Regions from separate parts of the Homo sapiens genome. Here region 2 is linked to region 1. A link is a contact called in ENCODE Hi-C or POLR2A ChIA-PET data. All regions are on one chromosome and are shown on one strand. Each heading gives the region's core, a stretch centred on a gene start or an enhancer-like site at or near the end of the contact. The rest is flanking DNA. Distances are from core to core; before and after follow the strand shown. Region 1 holds the start of ZNF605 (zinc finger protein 605). Region 2 holds the start of PGAM5 (PGAM family member 5, mitochondrial serine/threonine protein phosphatase).

Region 1 (3,394 bases), core at 313-2,812:
TAGTTGGGACTACAGGGACAAGCCACTGCTTTATATATCCATAAATATATTTTATTTCCCTGTAATGTCCTCATCTCATTTATTTTTCCTTTTTTTTTTCTTGAGATGAGGTCTCACTCTGTTGCCAGGCTAGAGTGCAGCGGCATGATGGCTCACCGCAACCCCCGCCTCCCGAGTTCAAGTGATTCTCCTGCCTCAGCCTCCCGAGTAGATGGGATTACAGGCGCCCACCACCACGCCCAGCTAATGTTCTGTATTTTTAGTAGAGACGGGGTTTCACCGTGTTGGCCAGGATGGTCTCAATCTCCTGACCTGGTGATCCGCCCACCTCAGCCTCCCAAAGTGCTGGGATTACAGCCGTGAGCCACCGCGCCCAACCCTATCATCTATTTTCATTCCTTTTGTCAATACTGCTGGATTGGATGTACTAAATGTAAGGTCCTCTGAGCTGGCCGCACCATGGTCAAGCCATCGTGACATTCCCCCACCCTTGTGATAATGTACTTTGTAATATTCCCGGTCCTTGTGAATGTACTTTGTAACATTCCTCTCCGCCCTTGTGACAATACACCCTCCCCGCCCTTGTGAATGTACTTTGTAACATCCTCCCCTGCCCGCAAAAAATTGCTGCTGAGGCCGGGCGCGGTGGCTCACGCCCGTAATCCCAGCACTTTGGGAGGCCGAGGAGGGCGGATCACGAGGTCAGGAGATCAAGACCATCCTGGCTAACACAGTGAAACCCCGTCTCTACTAAAAATACAAAAAAATTAGCCGGGCGTGGTGGCGGGTGCCTGTAGTCCCAGCTACTCAGGAGGATGAGGCAGGAGAATGGCGTGAACCCGGGAGGCGGAGCTTGCAGTGAGCCGAGATCGCGCCACTGCACTCCAGCCTCGGCGACAGAGTGAGACTCTGTCTCAAAAAAAAAAAAAAAAAAAAAAATTGCTGCTGACTCCACCGCCTATCCTATCCCAAAGCTATAAGAACCAATGACAAGCCCACCACCCTCCGCTGACTCCTTTCTCAGACTCAGCCCACTTGCACCCAAGTGAATAAACAGGCGTGTTGCTCACACTTAGCCTGCTCAGGTGGTCTCCTATACGGACGCACGTAACACTAACATTTACCGATATTACTTACAGCTACGATGAAAAATGGAAAAGCAGCCGGACGCAGTGACTCATGCCTGTAATTCCAGCATTTTGGGAGGCTGGGGCAGGAGGATCATTTGAACCCAGGAGTCGGAGACCAGCCTGAGGCTGCAATGAGCGTTCATGGCACCACTGCACTCCCCACTGGGTGACAGAGCGAGACCCTGCCTCCAAAAAAAAAAAAAAAAAAAACAAGGAAAAGATGCAGACGCTTCCTCCTGGAGGCGCCTTTAGGTTCTCTCACAGACATGTTGGGCCAGCAGTGCTGGCTCCATCCTAGATTTCTTCCAGTCCTCCCCAGTTAGCCGCCAAGGGGCTTTTCCAACCGGAAACCTCCAATCCGCGACCCCGGCGGGTGCACCGCCGAGCCCCCCGGGAAGTGTAGTTCCAGCGCGAGCGGGACGCTGGGAAATGTAGTTCTGCGCGTTCACGTCCCCGATCGGGCCGTGTCCGCCGCGGCCCTGCGAGGTCCGAGGGGTAAGGGAGCGTGCAGCGGGGGCGGGACCACGAGGCGGCGGGGCTGGGGGCGGCCTCTGTGTCTGCGCCGGGGATCGCGGTGACCCCGCTGCGGACCGGCTCGCGGTGACCCCAGCGCGAACGAGCTGGCTGCCGGCTGGGGCGAGAAAGGCCTGCGGACCGGCCTGGGCGCATGCGCGGAAGGCGGGCCTCAGGCGGGGGCTCTGGGGGCGCGCGGGGGTGGGAGGCAGAGGGTGGGGTGGGGGCTGTAGGGCGGGCGGCGGCGGGGCGCTGAATGTGGGTGTCGGGGGAGATTTGGGGTCAGCTGGGCGATTCACTGGGGGCCTATGGAGGTCGCTGTAGACTTGGGGTGCAGCACGGGCGGGGCAAGGGGACGCGAGGTTGCCCTTGGCCCCAGGGGAGAGGGGCCCCTGGGAGGCCGTGTGGAGGATTTGTCTGCAGCGATTAGGACTCTGCTGATGAATGATTTGGATGCCTTTGGGTGAGCATTGGAGGCCAGCGGGGTGAATGATGAGGCTTCTGCGGGGGCCTGCGTTGGAGGGCTTAGGGGCTTGCTTGTGTGGGTTCCATTCACTGGAAAGCCTGCCGGCTGTGACAGTGTTGGATTTCACCAGAGCCCTGTGCTCCTGGAAAACAGCGAAGGTTGAGGAATTTCCCACCCTTTTGGGTTCCAGCAAATGGCTCACTGCAAAGATCTCCCGTTCCCTATATGACTTTGGTCAGCCTCCAGGATGCCCCTTGTTCACACAGACCTGCCACGTTGCCGTCGCTTGCCTCATCGGTGACTGGCTGAACTCCACCGAGCGGTCGGAGCAAAATGCTCCTTAAGCAAACTTTAGCTAAGCTTCTTTCCTTTCCCCATTTTCTTGAGCTTTGGCCCATCCCCAGCCTGAGCCAACACGCAGCCTCGCCTGAGAACAGGCTGGCTCAGGGTCAAGCTTTCCCCGCTCTGCTGTCTGGTCGCCCGCACTTCCACCTCGCTTGGCCAGGCCTGGTCTTTGCTAACCTTGTTCACACCTCTCTGTGAAAGAAAAACCCTTTTTGCCTTGCAGAGATGCACGTGAGTCTCGTGGCTTCACGGTTCTTCCCAGAAGCCCGTTCTCCTTCCCCTTCCCAACCCTCTTCCGCGTCTTTTTTTCCCCACTTCCAATAACCCTTTGGAACCGTCTTTCTTTGCTCTGTCCAGTTGTATGTTTTATTTGACAGCTGAATAACAGTGGTTGCTCTTTCAACCCCTGTCTCCAATAGCGGAGGCGAGTATGGGGTGGCCTATGCTGGCGAGTGGCTGGGGTTTGTTTCTGTGCTTGTGTTTGGGGATCTTATGATGGAAGCATTAGGAATGGCGCTGTGTATTTGTGACAAGGGAGTCTGGATGTAAGTTAATGGTGGACCTGTTGCAAGTTGTGAGTGCGTGGACAACGGGGGTCATACTTGGCGTCATTGGAGGGGCCTGCGGGATCGGCATTTGTGCAGAGCCCCACAATCCCTTTCCAGGTGGTGTTTGGGAGGGCCTGTGGGAATGTCAGTGAATGCTCCAGCATGGAGTGGATTAGAGAATGGGGTGTCATGGGGGCGAATGCTTGGGGGCCCCGGGGATAAGGGATTAGGGATCCCTGGGCATTGAGTGACTGGGGTCTAATTTAGGGGGTCTGTGGCGCAAGCCTCAGAATGTCAGTTACAGGGGAGGGGCTCTGTGAGCGCCTGACTTGGGCACCTGATGAAGTGAGTGAATGGAGACCAGTGTGTTCGTCCCAGGACAGAAGCCCCTT
Region 2 (3,170 bases), core at 500-2,999, 250 kb after region 1:
CAGCTACTCGGGAGGCTGAGGCAGGAGAATTGCTTGAACCCGGGAGGCGGAGGTTGCAGTGAGCCGAGATTGCACCATTGCACTCCAGCCTGGGCAACAAGAGCGAAACTCCGTCTCAAGGAAAAAGAAAAAAGAAAAGAAGGAAAAAGAATGTAACTCCAGTCTAATCATGAGAAAACCTTCAGAGAAGTCTCAATTGAGGGACCTTCTACCAAACCCCTGACCAGGACGCCTCAAACACTCATGATCATCAAAACAAGTCTGAGAAATTGTCACAGCCAAAACATGCCTACGGAGGCATGAAGACTACTTGTCATGTGGGACCCTAGAACAGAACAGCAGGTAAAAGCTGAGGAAATCTCAATGAAACATGAACCTTAGTTAACAGTAATGTATTATAAACTAATATAATAACTATAATTAATCTATATTATTTTGGCTCATTAATTTTGATATATACACCATGCTTAGTGTATGATGCTAATAATAGAGGAAATAAGGTTAACAAAAGATAAAAATCTAATATAAAGTACCTAACGCAACCACAGTAGTATAATTCTGTGCCCCCTTTCTCAAAGTACTGAGTATAATGAGGAGTTAGGACTGGGAAAACCATCCTTGCCGCTAGAGCAGTCCTGGCCGACAGAAACAGAATGCCAGCAACATGTGAAATTATACATTTTCTAATAGCAACATTAAAAAGAAACAGGTGAATTTCGATCATACTTTTAATTCAATATGCTAAAAATACTATTTCAACACATAACTAATGTTAAAAACCTGCACTACTTTTTTTTTTTTTCCTTTGAGACAGGCTCTGTTGCTCAGGCTGGAGTGAAGTGGCGGGATCTCGGCTCACACTGTGCAGCCTGGGACCCCTGGACTCAAGGGATCCTCCTACCTCAGCCTCCCGAGTAGCTGGGACCACAGGCGCGCGCCACCTCGCTCGGCCAATTTTTTTTGTATTTTTTGTAGAGATGGGGGTCTCACTATGTTGCCCAGGCTGGTTTCAAATTTCTCAAGCGATCCTCCGGCCTCAGCCTCCCAAACGCTGGGATTACAGGCCTGAGCTACCGCACCCGGCCCTGCTTGCGTTAAGTTTAAATTGACGTAAACTAAGCATTCCCTTCAGGAATCACACGAGCCATATTTCAAACGCTCAATAACCGCACGCAGCTCGCGGGCGCGCTCCTGCAAACGCCCCTGAAGGAGGCCCGGCTTCCACCTCAGCCTCGCCCCGGCCCGCGCTCCGGCGATGGCACCCAGGGCGGACTCGCAGGGGCGGGGAGAAGGGCGAGGACGCGACGGAGCTCGGCCACAGAAGCCGGCGGGAAGGGTCAGCCGCCCCCGGAACCCTCCGCGCAGAGCGGCCCCGGAAAGCGGCTCCTCCGCTGGGGAAAGCAGACGGCGACCCCAGATCCCGACCCGATCGCAACCTTAAACCTGGTCCCGATCTCGATCCCAACGGTAACACCTGCCCTGACCCCCATCCCGACCCCGGCCCCAAACAGCCCCGCGCGCACCTGTCCCAGTTGGGGTCCCAGACACCGGGGCCCGGCCGCGCGCCCCCCGCCCAGGCCGGCGGCTCAGCCGGGCGTGGCTCCGCGTCCCCGCCTGCGCGCGGCTTCCCTACCGCCACGGCCGAGAAGAGCACGGCGGCCGAGCCCCCGGCCAGCCCGCAGGCCGCCAGCTGCAGCGCCTGCCGGAACGCCATGCCGCTTGCTCCCGCGCCGGCCCGCGCAGGCGCCCACGGCCCCGACGGCGCTCCGCGAGGAACACGCTTCCCCCGGCTGCCGCTTCCGGGCGGCGGGGGCGGAAGTCCCGCCTCCTGGGGCGCGGCAGGACGCGGGGCAGCCTTGCGCGAAGGGGCGTTTTCGTGGAGCCACCTGCCGCGCCACGCTCCAGTCCCGTCACTTGTGCTCGCGAGCGCCGGTGCGCGCAGGTGCGGGCGGGGTTGTGGGGACGCCGGGAGGGCGGCGCGGTACTTTCCAGAAGGTTCCGCACCGGAAGCGCCTGCCGAGGCCGGAGGCTGGGTGCAGGGGCGGAGACGCGGAGAACTTGGGATCCTGGTTTAAGGGAGCTGGGAAGCTGCCGCAGGTTTGTTTAAACGATATTTTTTTGGTGGCGGAACACGAAGTAAAGTTTTCCGTCGGCGCAGTTCCTGCGTGTGCTGTTCAAGCGGCCTGAAGTGCGTTCAGGTTCGGCCGGGCTGTCCCTCCTCCTGGTCCCGACCCCTCAAACCCCGGGCCGAACACCGCCCTCTCCTGCGGGACAGTCTTTCTATGGCCGGCGCGTTTCGCCTAGCAGGGTCCTCAGAGGGACCGCGTTAGAGCCTGGGTTTCCTTCCAGGGGGACCAGCGCTCCCTGGGTGGACCGACCCCACCGCTTACCCATTGCTGGACGCCTGCGTGCACCGACCCCACCGCTTACCCATTGCTGGACGCTTGCCCTGTTGCCATCTCCTCGCTAGCGTGAACAGTGCTGCGTGCAGATCTCTCTTTCATTGATTGTTTTGCGTCTGTACCCAGAAGTGGGATTGCTGGACCATCTCTGCCCATTTTAAAATTGGGAAATGACATGATCTGATTTAAGCTATTTAAAAATCACTTGGGCCTGGGCTCGGTGGCTCACGCGTGTAATCACAACACTTTGGGAAGCCGAGACAGGCGGATCACCTGAGGTCAGAAGTTTGAGACCAGCCTGGCCAACATGGTGAAACCCGGTCTCTACTAAAAATACAAAAATTAGCCGGGCACGGTGGCTCCAGCCTGTAATACCAGCTACTCAGGAGGCTGAGGCAGGAGAGTTGCTTGAACCCAGGAAGCGGAGGTTGCAGTGAGCTGAGATTGCCTCACTGCACTCCAGCCTGGGCAACAGAGTGAAACAATGTCTCAAAAAAATAAAAATAAAAAAACTGAATGGTTCCACAGAAATACTGAGACTTCTGCTTAAACAGGCTTTCTTGAACCTGTACGCTTCCAGTTGGGTCTGCTGCTTCCAGGTCATTTACTAAAAATGATAGGAAGATTTAAAAAATAAAAATAAAAGGAAGGCCGGGCGTGGTGGCTCACGCCTGTAATCCCAGCACTTTGGGAGGCCTAGGTGAGCGGATCACGAGGTCAGGAGCTCGAGACCATCCTGGCTAACACGGTGAAAACCCGTCTCTACTA

What was found. A loop is a pair of places that touch in the nucleus more often than their neighbours do. ChIA-PET counts read pairs that join two places held with the same protein, here RNA polymerase II (POLR2A). Pooled maps may share reads with other maps.
Region 2: a loop to region 1 is called in a map of naive thymus-derived CD4-positive, alpha-beta T cell, with 7 times the contacts of the local background. The contact joins the promoter of PGAM5 here to the promoter of ZNF605 in region 1. A Hi-C loop is called at or near these places in 1 of 168 maps with a recorded cell type or tissue (naive thymus-derived CD4-positive, alpha-beta T cell), 4 of 37 single-sample maps with no recorded cell type and 10 of 50 pooled maps. POLR2A ChIA-PET finds 5 or more read pairs at or near these places in 1 of 52 experiments (endothelial cell of umbilical vein).

Annotation. Positions count from the first base shown.
Region 1 is chr12:132,954,474-132,957,867 of GRCh38, reverse strand. It overlaps ZNF605 (zinc finger protein 605), which reads left to right and starts at 1,562. Exons shown (of 5, transcript NM_183238.4): 1 at 1,562-1,625. LOC124903064 (a long non-coding RNA gene) reads right to left here and starts at 1,319. Exons shown (of 2, transcript XR_007063552.1): 1 at 1,138-1,319. RefSeq lists enhancers at 1,352-1,431, 1,185-2,013, 2,291-2,585, 2,014-2,844 and a silencer at 1,592-1,931.
Region 2 is chr12:132,709,421-132,712,590 of GRCh38, reverse strand. It overlaps PGAM5 (PGAM family member 5, mitochondrial serine/threonine protein phosphatase), which reads right to left and starts at 1,749. Exons shown (of 6, transcript NM_001170543.2): 1 at 1,524-1,749. The coding sequence starts at 1,714. LOC124903063 (a long non-coding RNA gene) reads left to right here and starts at 1,996. Exons shown (of 2, transcript XR_007063551.1): 1 at 1,996-2,097. RefSeq lists silencers at 1,233-1,342, 1,553-2,012 and an enhancer at 2,183-2,232.